Regions from separate parts of the Mus musculus genome. Here region 2 is linked to region 1. The links are chromatin contacts, found by Hi-C or POLR2A ChIA-PET in ENCODE. All regions are on one chromosome and are shown on one strand. Each heading gives the region's core, a stretch centred on a gene start or an enhancer-like site at or near the end of the contact. The rest is flanking DNA. Distances are from core to core; before and after follow the strand shown.

Region 1 (5,444 bases), core at 1,803-4,302:
ATCTGGGAGTTTGTGCAATATTTCATAAAACCATGACTTTCATTCTTGTACAAGAGGTCAAAAGAAATCAAACCCAGAACATGAAAAGTGCATCCATCTCAAGGCGCGTAAGCCAAACGCGTGCTTCCTGTGAGGCGACTGTCATCCTACTTAAGGACGTTGCTTGAAGTCTCAGTGAGGCCTTCCCTTCATCACTGTGATGCCCAGTTGACCATCAACCACGTCTCTGGTGCAGATTCCTGAGAGATGGGCCAGCACAACAAGCTGGTAGGAGGCACACCACTCCTCGAGTGAAAACTGAGCAACAGTTCTATAATCCATGGTCACCTTTCCAGAGAGACTCTGAATTCACCAGAGGAAAACAATCATCTCCTAGGATATCAAATTCCGAGGAACACCCAAGAATGTGCATTAACCAAAGCCCTGTCCTACCAAACTTACAACATGGAGGCCCCTTCACTGTTATCACTGCCACAGACGGTGTGAATGCTGGAAAGCAGGATGCGGAGCACGGAGCTCAATGGCGGAGCTCTTACCTGGCATCTATGCGGTCTCTCACACACAGAAAAGTTCACTTTGCGGTTTGTTTTGTTTGTTTGTTTGTTGGGGGTGAGTAAGCACATTTGGGGCTCTTCAGAGGACCTGAGTTCAGTTCCCAGCACTGCGTCAGGAAACTCATAAGCATGTGTAAGGCAGACTCCAGGGGATGTAATTATATAACGCCTCTGGCACAGACCCACGTGCACATAAATACAAATACTAAAAAAGACATAGAGCCAGCTAAATGGCTCAACAAGTCAATGCCCTTGCCACAAGCCTAGTGAGGACCTGAGTTCAATCCTCCTCAGCAATAACAGAGACCCTACTCCTCCTACAGGCTGTCCTTTGACCTCCGCGTGTGCAGGTGCTGATGTAGCACGTCTGTCCCCCCCCCCCCAATAAATAAACAATGCAATTTACAACTTTTAAAGACTCTAATATTAGAGACACAACAACTCCATTGAATGTGGTTCTAGATTAAGAAGAAAAGCTTTAAAAAAAAACAGCAACAAAAGAGTTGGCTTAGTAAATGTAGCTAGAAGAGCCCGTTTCTGCAGCCAAAAGAACAGCTCCAAGCTGAGCCCTAGTCACTTAGGGACCAACAAGACCTGATCCTGAAAAGTAGGTGGTGATCATCACAGAAGCTGCAGACAGGCTGTTAGTGGTTCACAAGAGGATACATTTGACCTCATAACTGTGGATTCTCTATTTGCAAGGTCACATATGTGGGTGGTATCATTAGTTTTGAACAATATAAATACTTCCCGCACATGCCCTCACCCAGACACACTCCATCCTGACCATTTCTTGTGTTCACATCCTCTTGTAACTGTAACTCTAAGTCACTGCCTAGAGGGTTACTGTAACATAATAGAGTGCAAACATTCATTGGATGTTTCTATATTATATGTTTTCATTATATTCATTATATGTTTCTATATTATTCAAAAGCCTCCTTAACATATGATCTAAAGCTGAAGAAAACTTTAGACACCTAGTCAGTATTTGTGCTGAAAAGAACATTTTCCCTCGCAATTATCTAATATTGAGAAAAGAAATCCAATTTCCACCCAAATCCGAAAGCAGTGTTGATGTCTTACTTAAATGTAATAGTGTTTTTTTTTTCTTAGACAGTAATGCTTACAATTATTCAATTCAAAACTGTACCATAGGAGATAAAATGGCTGAGCAGGTAATGGCACCTGCTGCCAAACTCCTATAAGTCCTCAGACCTCCACATGTGGGTACACAGCAAATAAACCAATGCAGTAAAAACACCACCAGGACCAGAGCTTCTAATTCCTGCCCAACAGGTTGTTTTTTTAACCCCTCTGGTGAGGGCTGAGGACCTCAAAAGCTTAGTCAGCTGCTTCTTGGTCTTGAAGTCCAAGTGCACTCATTCGTTAACTTATGGACCCCTGAGTGACAGTTGTTGATCTAGGAACTGAGGTTCAAGTGTCTGCACACTTAGGGAACTTTCAAACAGCACAAACGCTTCACAAGATTTAAAACGTGGTGCTTTTAAAGTGAGCAGAGTGGGGCTGGAGAACATGTGCATGCATTGCTCTTCCACAGGAACAGTTTCTTCCTCAGCAGCCATTCAATCTCCTCTCACGCCCAGCGCACATACATACAACTTAAAAATAAATAAAGTAATAATAATAATAAAAGCGTCTAAAGAAAGCAAAGCATCAAGCCTCAAGTGAGAGTGACAGAAAAGGCTGCATTAGAAAAATAAGGGAAAATCTCTTTGACAAGTACTGGACCAGAGACTGAAGTCAATGAAAATGTAGGTGACATACAGGTGTTTCAGGAATACTGCAGGCAAAAGGCAGAGACCTCCAGAATGAGCAGCCAACATGAACAGAAAACAGCAGAGCAGCAAGTGACCAGACCTATCATGCAAGTTAAAAGCAAGTTAAAAATTCTGAATGTTACTCATGAACTAGTGGCTTCCCGTAGTAACTGAAGCCACATTCGCGGTTAACTGAAAGCATTAGCCACACCGAAGCAGTAAAGGAGTGTGGGAGCCAAATGCCTGAGCTTCCTAAGAAGCTCCTGCCAAGAAGTATGTTTAAAAGTAGCAGCCAACCCCAGCCACACAATGGGGAGACCTCCGGAGACTCACCTACCTTTCATTCTGAAACTGTATCAAACGTTACTTCAGTATCTCTCCTTTACCATTTCTTTAACTCTCTCTTTTCTAACTCCCAAAGGCTCACAATCCCCCCTGCACAGTAACAGTATTTCTTCTCTCTTGTGGCCTCTTGCTGCTGGCTCCCTGAGCCTATCCCACCCATTATTTCAATCGCGACCCTTCCTTTCACTTTGCTAGGGGTTCCAAATAGAAGCTCGCAACATTGCTCTTACAGCCGTTTCTATGATCTGCTAACAAACTGACTGGCTGTAAGTAAAAAGAGTCAAATCCTCCCAAAGATGCGAACATTTTGCAAGGTTCTCAATACCAGCTTTGGTTCTTCTGTGCCCAAACACTTAGCCTATGTTTTGATCTGCGACAACTAACCGTGTTTTTACTCCACTTCTAAGCGGGTACAGGACCTGCAAAAGGCCTGGGGTTATCGCCTGCCCATCTTTTGCTCTGCTCTTAATTTGTGTACTGCCTGTCATTATCTCTTCCTTTACTGTTAAGTTTCTGATTGGCACCGGCAGTTTCGCCCATCTCAGTAACAGCTGACTGAGTGGAAACACAAAATTAACCGTGACAGCGAGGAGCCTCGGAACAGCAGGGCTCCTCGCCCAACCTCACTCGCCCCACACACTCAACGGCAAGGAAACGCAACCCTAGCCATGGGAAGGAAGCTCAGCCGCCGAAGCTCCGCCAGGCCACATTACCTTCTCCATCAGAAGAGTCTTTGACCTCATCTTCTAGCTTCGACGCTGCAGCCTTGGCTACCATCTTCATCTTTTTCTTCTTCTTCGGAGAACGCTTCAGTATCTCCCCTGGGCTCACACGTGAGTCCTGAACGGCCGCAGCCATCTTGGCTCGCCGGAAGTGCCACCTGATAATTCCGTCGTGTTGCAACACACGGAACTTCCTCCTCTAGTTCCGGAACAGTTGTCCCGCCTGAAGTTCCGCTGTGGGAGCCTCGGGTAGGGACGGAGAGAGGACACGACCTACCGGTTTTCTCCGGCAGAGTCGGTTCCTGGCCTCACCCCGGCCCCTTCTGGGCGGCTGCTGCTGACTGCTCTCCTTTCCCTCCCCCAGAAGCTGGGTTCCGAGTTAGAAACCGCATTCCGAACCCACTGAATCGAGACTCTCCGAGAAGGAATGGATAACAAGGGAACAGCTACGGAATCAGAAAGCAAGCTCAACTCTTAACATGTTCTTGTGCTGGTTTGGCTTTTGTTCTGTTGTTGTTGTTGTTGTTGTTGTTGTTGGCTATTGTTCTGTTGTTGTTGTTGTTGTTGTTGTTGTTGTTTTTCCCCTAAGGACCAAGCACGGTGTTTTTGAATGGACGTTTCTGGATTTTGATAGATCTGAGAGGCTGCCCGGGTAAGGGGCGGTGGAATGAGCCATGTCCTAAATCCTCCCTAGCACCTGCCCTAAACTAAAGCAGCCTTGCAGTTAGTCCCAAGGTGGGGTTTGGGGGTGAGGGCGACAATAGGATTACCCTCCTAAATTAAACCTTTAAATCCTACCTAGTTCCTTCACTAATCTGCTAAACTCAGACTCCACCCTTCCTTCGAAGGACTACAAATGTAAGGAATCCCCTTGGTTTTGTGACTTGCTCTTGGATTCCCCACCATATTCCAGCCCCCACCCCAAAGCCCACCAGTGTTATTAAAGGATCTGGTCTCCTGAAATACGTCCCAGCAGCCGTCTATAGCGAACCAGTAGGTTTTCATTCTTTATATATTGGTTTTTAGTACTCCAGATTTGTCTTAAAAGAAAAAGAAAAGCTGGGCGTGGTGGTGCACACCTTTAATCCCAGCACTGGGGAGGCAGAGGCAGGCAGATTTCTGAGTTGAAGGCCAGCCTGGTCTACAGAGTGAGTTCCAGGACAGCCAGGGCTACACAGAGAAATCCTGTCTCGAAAAAAATAAAAATATAAGAAAAGAAAGAAAAGCAACAGAAAATGTGAATCCTCATGTTGATTGATTTCAATTGGTGTCTATGTATGTATGTATATATATATATATATATATATATATATATATATACATCCTAAAAACAAGAAAACATTTTTTTTAATGGCACAGGAAATACAGCTTTGTAAGTATGGTTTAAGAGACGATCAGATGCCAGCGTAAGTCTCTGAAAAGAACAATTCCAGTCCACATAAATGAGTTTCCCAGGTATTGCTACTTCCTGGGTCTTCTCACCTCTATAGCAGTACAGTGCTTTAATTAGAACGCTGTGCTGGCTGGCCCTGAGGCTACTTCGCTTTGGTCACATATTTAGCACTGTAACAGGGCCCCAGACCTTAGCCTAACTGACTCCATGATGGAAGCACCATTCAAGCTGTAAGAAATGTAGACAGTACCACCTGTCAAAACAAAAACAAAGACCTAATCCATCAAAGTCCATACAGTTCTGAGAAAGTCTCAAAATGTACTAACCTTCCTTTTAGCTTCTACAGTTCCATTTCTGGCTAACTGCTCTTAATAACTGAAGTATATCAACTCAGAGCATAGGGTTGTGCTTAAAGGCTCGCCCTCAGAAAGGCTCACTGGTACGGTGAGATCCTAAAATCCCAGTCCAGTTGCTGGGCAGCTAATAAAGACTTTTTTTTGGGGGGGGGGGGGAGGCAGGGGTTTGAGACAGGGTTTCTCTGTGTAGCCCTCACCGTCCTGGAACTTACTCTGTAGACCAGGCTGGCCTCAAACTGAGAAATCCGCCTGCCTCTGCCTCCTGAGTGCTAGGATTAAAGGCATGCGCCACC
Region 2 (5,444 bases), core at 1,097-3,596, 2.9 Mb after region 1:
TACCTCCTAACTGTAATTTGCCACTGTTAGGAATCGTAAAGTAAACATCTGACATGCTGGATGTCTGATATGTGACCCCTGGGGGCCAGAACCTACCGTCTGAGAACCACTGCTTTTTACCCTCAGCAAAGCCTTTTCTGTGATTCCCAGACAGGCCGTAGCTTCCAGTCAGTTCCTCATGAGATTCTAACTCTTCCCAAGCTTATCATTCGTTAAACTGACGCATGCCTCAGTCGAGTGAGCTAGGCTACTGCCAGGACTGTTGCAAAGGTAATCAAGGCACTCCCCATGAAAAAGGAACACAGACAGGGACTCAAAGGACAACTCGAGCCCTGCCACTGTCACTCAGACCCAACTGTTCTTTCTGTCTTGTTTTGTCAATTGTGAGAATGATGTTGGCAACTTCCTGGAGCATTACAATGGCATCTCCCATTCTGTATGTGTTATCTATGATGTTAATGCCCCAAAAATATACTTCAGTTCATGACGCTGAGGAAATGTGGATCACCGCTTTCCGAGCCACATCCGTGTTTGTATACTGAGATAGTATCTAACTGTAAATATTTTGAAAAAATACTTTCAAAAGTTAAAGAGAAACAAGGATCTTGACATATTAGATACCGGGCCTTGAAGACAGTTTTTGGTGTCAGCTTCATTATTTTTTTTCCCAGATCTCATTTCACAGAAGACATGTGTAACTCCACACTCAATTTCCCACAAAATTTTCTGAAAGAAATCAAAGGCCTCTTAACTAAAACAAAGAGCAATTGACCCTGTAGCTTGTTCATTCAAGAGTGAGGAGAGTACATTAGACCAAAAACCACACGCAAAAATTGTCTTAACAATTCAGCCAGCCACCGAAATCAATACATCAACGTGCCACAGCCATATCCACCTTTCACCCCAGCACTTGGGAGACAGAGGCCAGTGGATCTCTGAGTTTGAAGCCAGCCTGGTCTACAGAGTGAGTTCCAGGCCAGACAGGGCTACACAGCCAACAAGTCAAAAAACAAAACAAAATAAAAGCAACAAAACATCTAGAGAGGCAATATAAGCAAGGGAATCCAGCAGGTTTATTTTCTAATTCAAAACCTACAAACAGCTATATTCATGTTTGTAGTCACACACTTTGTTGAGAGCAAGAAGATATTTACAAATGTAGTTAAGATAACTAAAGTTATATTTTATTATGCTGAGGATTAGTATACAGTATTTACACTTTAAATTTCTAATTACAGTCTTAACCCTATCTTCCCAGGGCTGCTCACCTGGGTGACATATTTTAGCTTGTCAGGTTCAGTTTTTTTTTTCCTTTTTATTATTATTATTTATTCATTCTACATCCTAATGGTAGCCTCCCCTTCTGCCTGTGATCCCAGTCCCATCCTCACAAACACCTTCCCTTCTCAGAGAGGGGAGGAGACCCCCTTGGATACCACCTGATCCTGGGACATCAAATTGAAGCAAGACTACACACAACCTTTCCCATTAAGGCCTTACAAGCCAACAGAAGTTTTTGATTTGAGGCTCCTGAGGGCAGATTATGGTGGTGTCTTCTCATATGTGCAGCGCAGAGCATTGTCTTAGTCTCCAATTATATACTGTTCACTGGGGATCATGGGGTTTTAGGATTGTTATTTGGAGTGAGTGATGTCAGAGTTTTGGTTATTAGTCTTGGGTGTTTAAAAGGCATTTTTTTTTACTATGTTCATTACACACTTATATACATTTTCTACCTCTCCTACACTTATATATAAATACATCACACCGATCGCCTAATTGCCATTAGGTGTTGACTGGGTACGGAACAACCTGTCAGCCACCTAAATCGGGTCACTAGAGCAAAAGTTGTAAAATCCGTAAATGTAAAAAATTAAGATTAAAGAGGCAGGGTCTGAGAAGAAGACTTTGAAAGATGAAGCAAAATCTCTGTGGTGACGGTGTAAAAGAACTTCCACCGAAAGTATGTCTTTAAAATGCGGAGGGCTCCGTTCATGGGCCCACCGCCCGCCTCAGGCCCTAAAGAGGGTCTGGCAGGTTTCTGCTGTTGTCCTCCGTCAGGATCCCCTGCCTCTCTGCCAGTGCTAGCTAGTTCTGGCTGCTGAGCACACAGCACAGCCTGGCACCCTGGCGACCCTAAGCCGCCAAGTGAGAAAGAAGCTTCTAGAAACCATGCGGGCCTCCGATGGGGGGCCGCGGGCGGAGGACGGGGGCCCCGAGGGGGGACGCTGCTCACCTGAGCTCCTCACAGAACCTGGCTCCGGGCTCTGCGAGCCCCGAGTTCCTCACCGCCGAGCTCCTCACACAGCGCACCGTTCCTCCCCGACCAGCACGAGCGATTCAAACTGCCCGCCGCCGCCGCCCCTCTTCCCTCCCGCTCACTTCCGGTCCCGCCCAGCTAGCCTCCACGCCCATTGGCCATGGCGAGAGGCTTTCGACCAGTCCTCACCCGGCTTCTCGGTGAGCCGCCTCTGATTGGCCCTTTTGGACGACTGTTTAAAAACAAGCAGAGCCGGCGGCGGAGCCTGCGCAGACGTCGGATGCACTGGCGTTGCCTAGAGACGGGCTCCGCACGCTGGGAGGAGCGGACTGCGGGTCTGAATGAGGGTTAAACCCTGAGCGGCTGGGCGGGCTTGAGGAGCAGGGTAAGGTGAGGTCTGTGCTGCGGGGAGGCCGCTCGCTCTAACCGTAGGACAAGCGTAAGGTGTTAGCTCTGAGGGGATTATTATTATAAAAGTTAGCTGCGAAGTTGATTATTACTTTAAAAGTTGGCGCGCACCTGCCATAGCAGCCCTGCGGAGGGCGTTTGGAGGACAGCCTGGCTATAGACAAGAGTCCTTGTCTCGAAAAGAAAAGAAGAGGGGAGGGGAGGCGGGGGGTGGGGGGGCGGATAACAGAGGCACAGTATAACAAATAATCTGAACTTGAATCTAGACATGCATGCAAAACTCAACTGCTGACCTCTCTGTCATCTCCATATTTTCAAAATCTGGATATGCGATTCGCATGGGTTGTGGTGGCTCACGCCGACAGGATTTACTGAATATGAGATCCGAGGGGAACACTTCATCAGATTCAAATATTCACAAGGCTCTTCTAAACTGAGTATACTGCTTCCACTTTCCTAATAGCACCTAAATGCCTAAATATTTTTCTTTAAAAGTAAATATCCATAGGAGGTATGGGATGTGATGCAAACGGAGGGTGGATAGGGGCGGGGGTATGGAATATGGAGTGTGGAAAATAAATTTAAAATAAAATAATTTTAAAAAAAGAAGTAAATATCCTTGGAATTGTAGAGGTGGCTCAGCAGTTGCTGCTCTTGCAGAAGACCTGGGTACAGTTCCTAACATCCACATAGTAGGTCACAACTATCTATAAATCCAGCTCAGGGAATCTGATTCCCTTTTCTGGGCCCACAGGCAACAGGTATGTAACGACATACGTGCTGGCAAAACATGCATGCACATAAAATTAAAACATAAAAATGCTCTCAGTTCCTCTTTCCTCTCCAGTGATCCCTCTCATTGTCTCTCTGCTCACATCCCATTTCTTTTTAGGGTCACTTAGTGCCCAGGGCTTATCCCAGCACCCAGTTTCCCCAGGAAGGCAGCTAAGAGTTACAGAGTCAGATGGAGACCAAAGCTGCTTTATCTTTGGCAGTTCTCTTTGCTATTCTGTAGCCAAAGACTACTTACTTTTAGCAATTTCTCTGACTTTAATTCTTTGCTATTGTATGTCCAAAAGCTGCTTGCTTTCAGGAGTTTTTCTCTTTAATTCTTTGCTATTCTAAGACCTCTGGTTTCTGGTAATTTGACTCCAACTGATAGCAACAAGAGTATTAGAAAAAAGGCTTAGTTTCTCTCTGACTCAAGGACCCCTCCATGGCCAGGCTAGAGGCTTGGAGTCTGTTAACTCTTTGTGAGCCAGAGAGAAAAGAAGAGGAAGAAAGAATTCAAACACACAACTACACACACACACTCTGGCCCTGCCGGACCACCTGTCTCAACAATTTCACAAGTGTTCATGCCAACTTACATAGATACACATATACCTACATATTATTTATGTACATACACATGGACAAACGGACATAGACATATATTCATTTGGTGAATGGGGCTGAGCCCTAAATGCCACACTTTGTTTTTTCTCTCTGGCAAATTTACCTTTTTAGACAAAAATTCTTTATAAAATTACCTCACAGATGAAATGTTACACAGAAGGAGGGTTACAGAAGGGTGTTGACAGTAAGCTCAAAGCAGTGATTCGTTCTACAAGGTCATTATAAATTCAAAGCAGTAGTTTTACTTTATTGCTTTATTATAGTGCACACTTGTAGCCTCTTCCTTGAACCTGACTTAAAATGAATGCTTTTCCTTGATCATAAATTTGTCCCAAGCCTGCATTCTTTCCCTCGTGCAATTAGCCTGTGACATGTGAAGAGCACTATTTGCAGCTTTATTTCTTAGGGGACTTGAGATTACTTACATCAATTTGAGTTCTATAAAATCATCAGAAATTGTAAAATCGTCTATTCGTCTATACCAAATTGCTACATGAGAGTACATCGTCATGGTGATCTAGAGGGAATGTGTCCAATAGTGTGGGCAGAGGCCCATCAATCCTTAGGTTGTGTAATACTGACAGAAAAGGCGTATCAATAGCAGGAAGCAATCCTGGGAAGAAGTCTCTGATGGCCTCAGAGCTCACCCATAGCAGCCCATGCAAAACAGTGGACTGTCTCCAGAAAACCCACTTGCATGCTTTTTTCCTAGATGGTTTCTGACAGGTATGACAGGGGTTGTTACTTTCTAATCAAAAGTGCTTTTAGATAAAGCTGTCTCCCTCCCTCTCTGAATCATGGAGGTAATATGGCCTGTTTCAGCAGCATAATAGTTTTCATCTATTTTTATCTATTTGAGGATTTAAAACATTTTCTAATGAACACAGCTGCTCACATCGTTATGAGAGTCTCCCTCACACTGCTGTCCATTCCACAAGAAAGCCACCCCTGCTAGATGACAGTTTGATGGCGATTTTGGTTCATTTATTGGGGTTTCATTTAGAACCAATTGCTAGTGTTGGGTAGAATATACCTTTCCCCCTCGTCTTCAACCTTTATGTGTTTCCGTTTTGGTTGTTTCTCCTACAACACCACATTGTTTTATTCTGCTGTACAGTCTTCCTACATATCAACTTATATTTTACTGTGATAAATTTAAACAAAGCATGCATATTTTAACTCTGAAGTGCAAAAAATTATGTGACAAGTATGTACACCTCTATAAACACCTCTAAGCCATAATACAAACATTTTTTTGACATGATAGGGTTTCATATACCCTTCCCCAACTATCTAGTCCCTAGTTCCCACAGCCAGGCAACCACTAACTAGTTTGGTCAGTGACAGTTTACAGTAAATCACAGTTTTGTTTGGTTTC

Evidence for each region. A loop is a pair of places that touch in the nucleus more often than their neighbours do. ChIA-PET counts read pairs that join two places held with the same protein, here RNA polymerase II (POLR2A).
Region 2: a loop to region 1 is called in a map of regulatory T cell, with 8 times the contacts of the local background. The contact joins the promoter of Cenpf here to the promoter of A430105J06Rik in region 1. A Hi-C loop is called at or near these places in 2 of 37 maps with a recorded cell type or tissue (T-helper 2 cell and regulatory T cell). POLR2A ChIA-PET finds 5 or more read pairs at or near these places in 1 of 5 experiments (Patski).

What each region holds. Positions count from the first base shown.
Region 1 is chr1:186,745,771-186,751,214 of GRCm38, forward strand. A430105J06Rik (a long non-coding RNA gene) reads left to right here and starts at 3,053. Exons shown (of 2, transcript XR_003948551.1): 1 at 3,053-4,054. It overlaps Rrp15 (ribosomal RNA processing 15 homolog (S. cerevisiae)), which reads right to left and starts at 3,588. Exons shown (of 5, transcript NM_026041.2): 1 at 3,394-3,588. The coding sequence starts at 3,538.
Region 2 is chr1:189,685,740-189,691,183 of GRCm38, forward strand. It overlaps Cenpf (centromere protein F), which reads right to left and starts at 2,347. Exons shown (of 18, transcript NM_001081363.2): 1 at 2,237-2,347.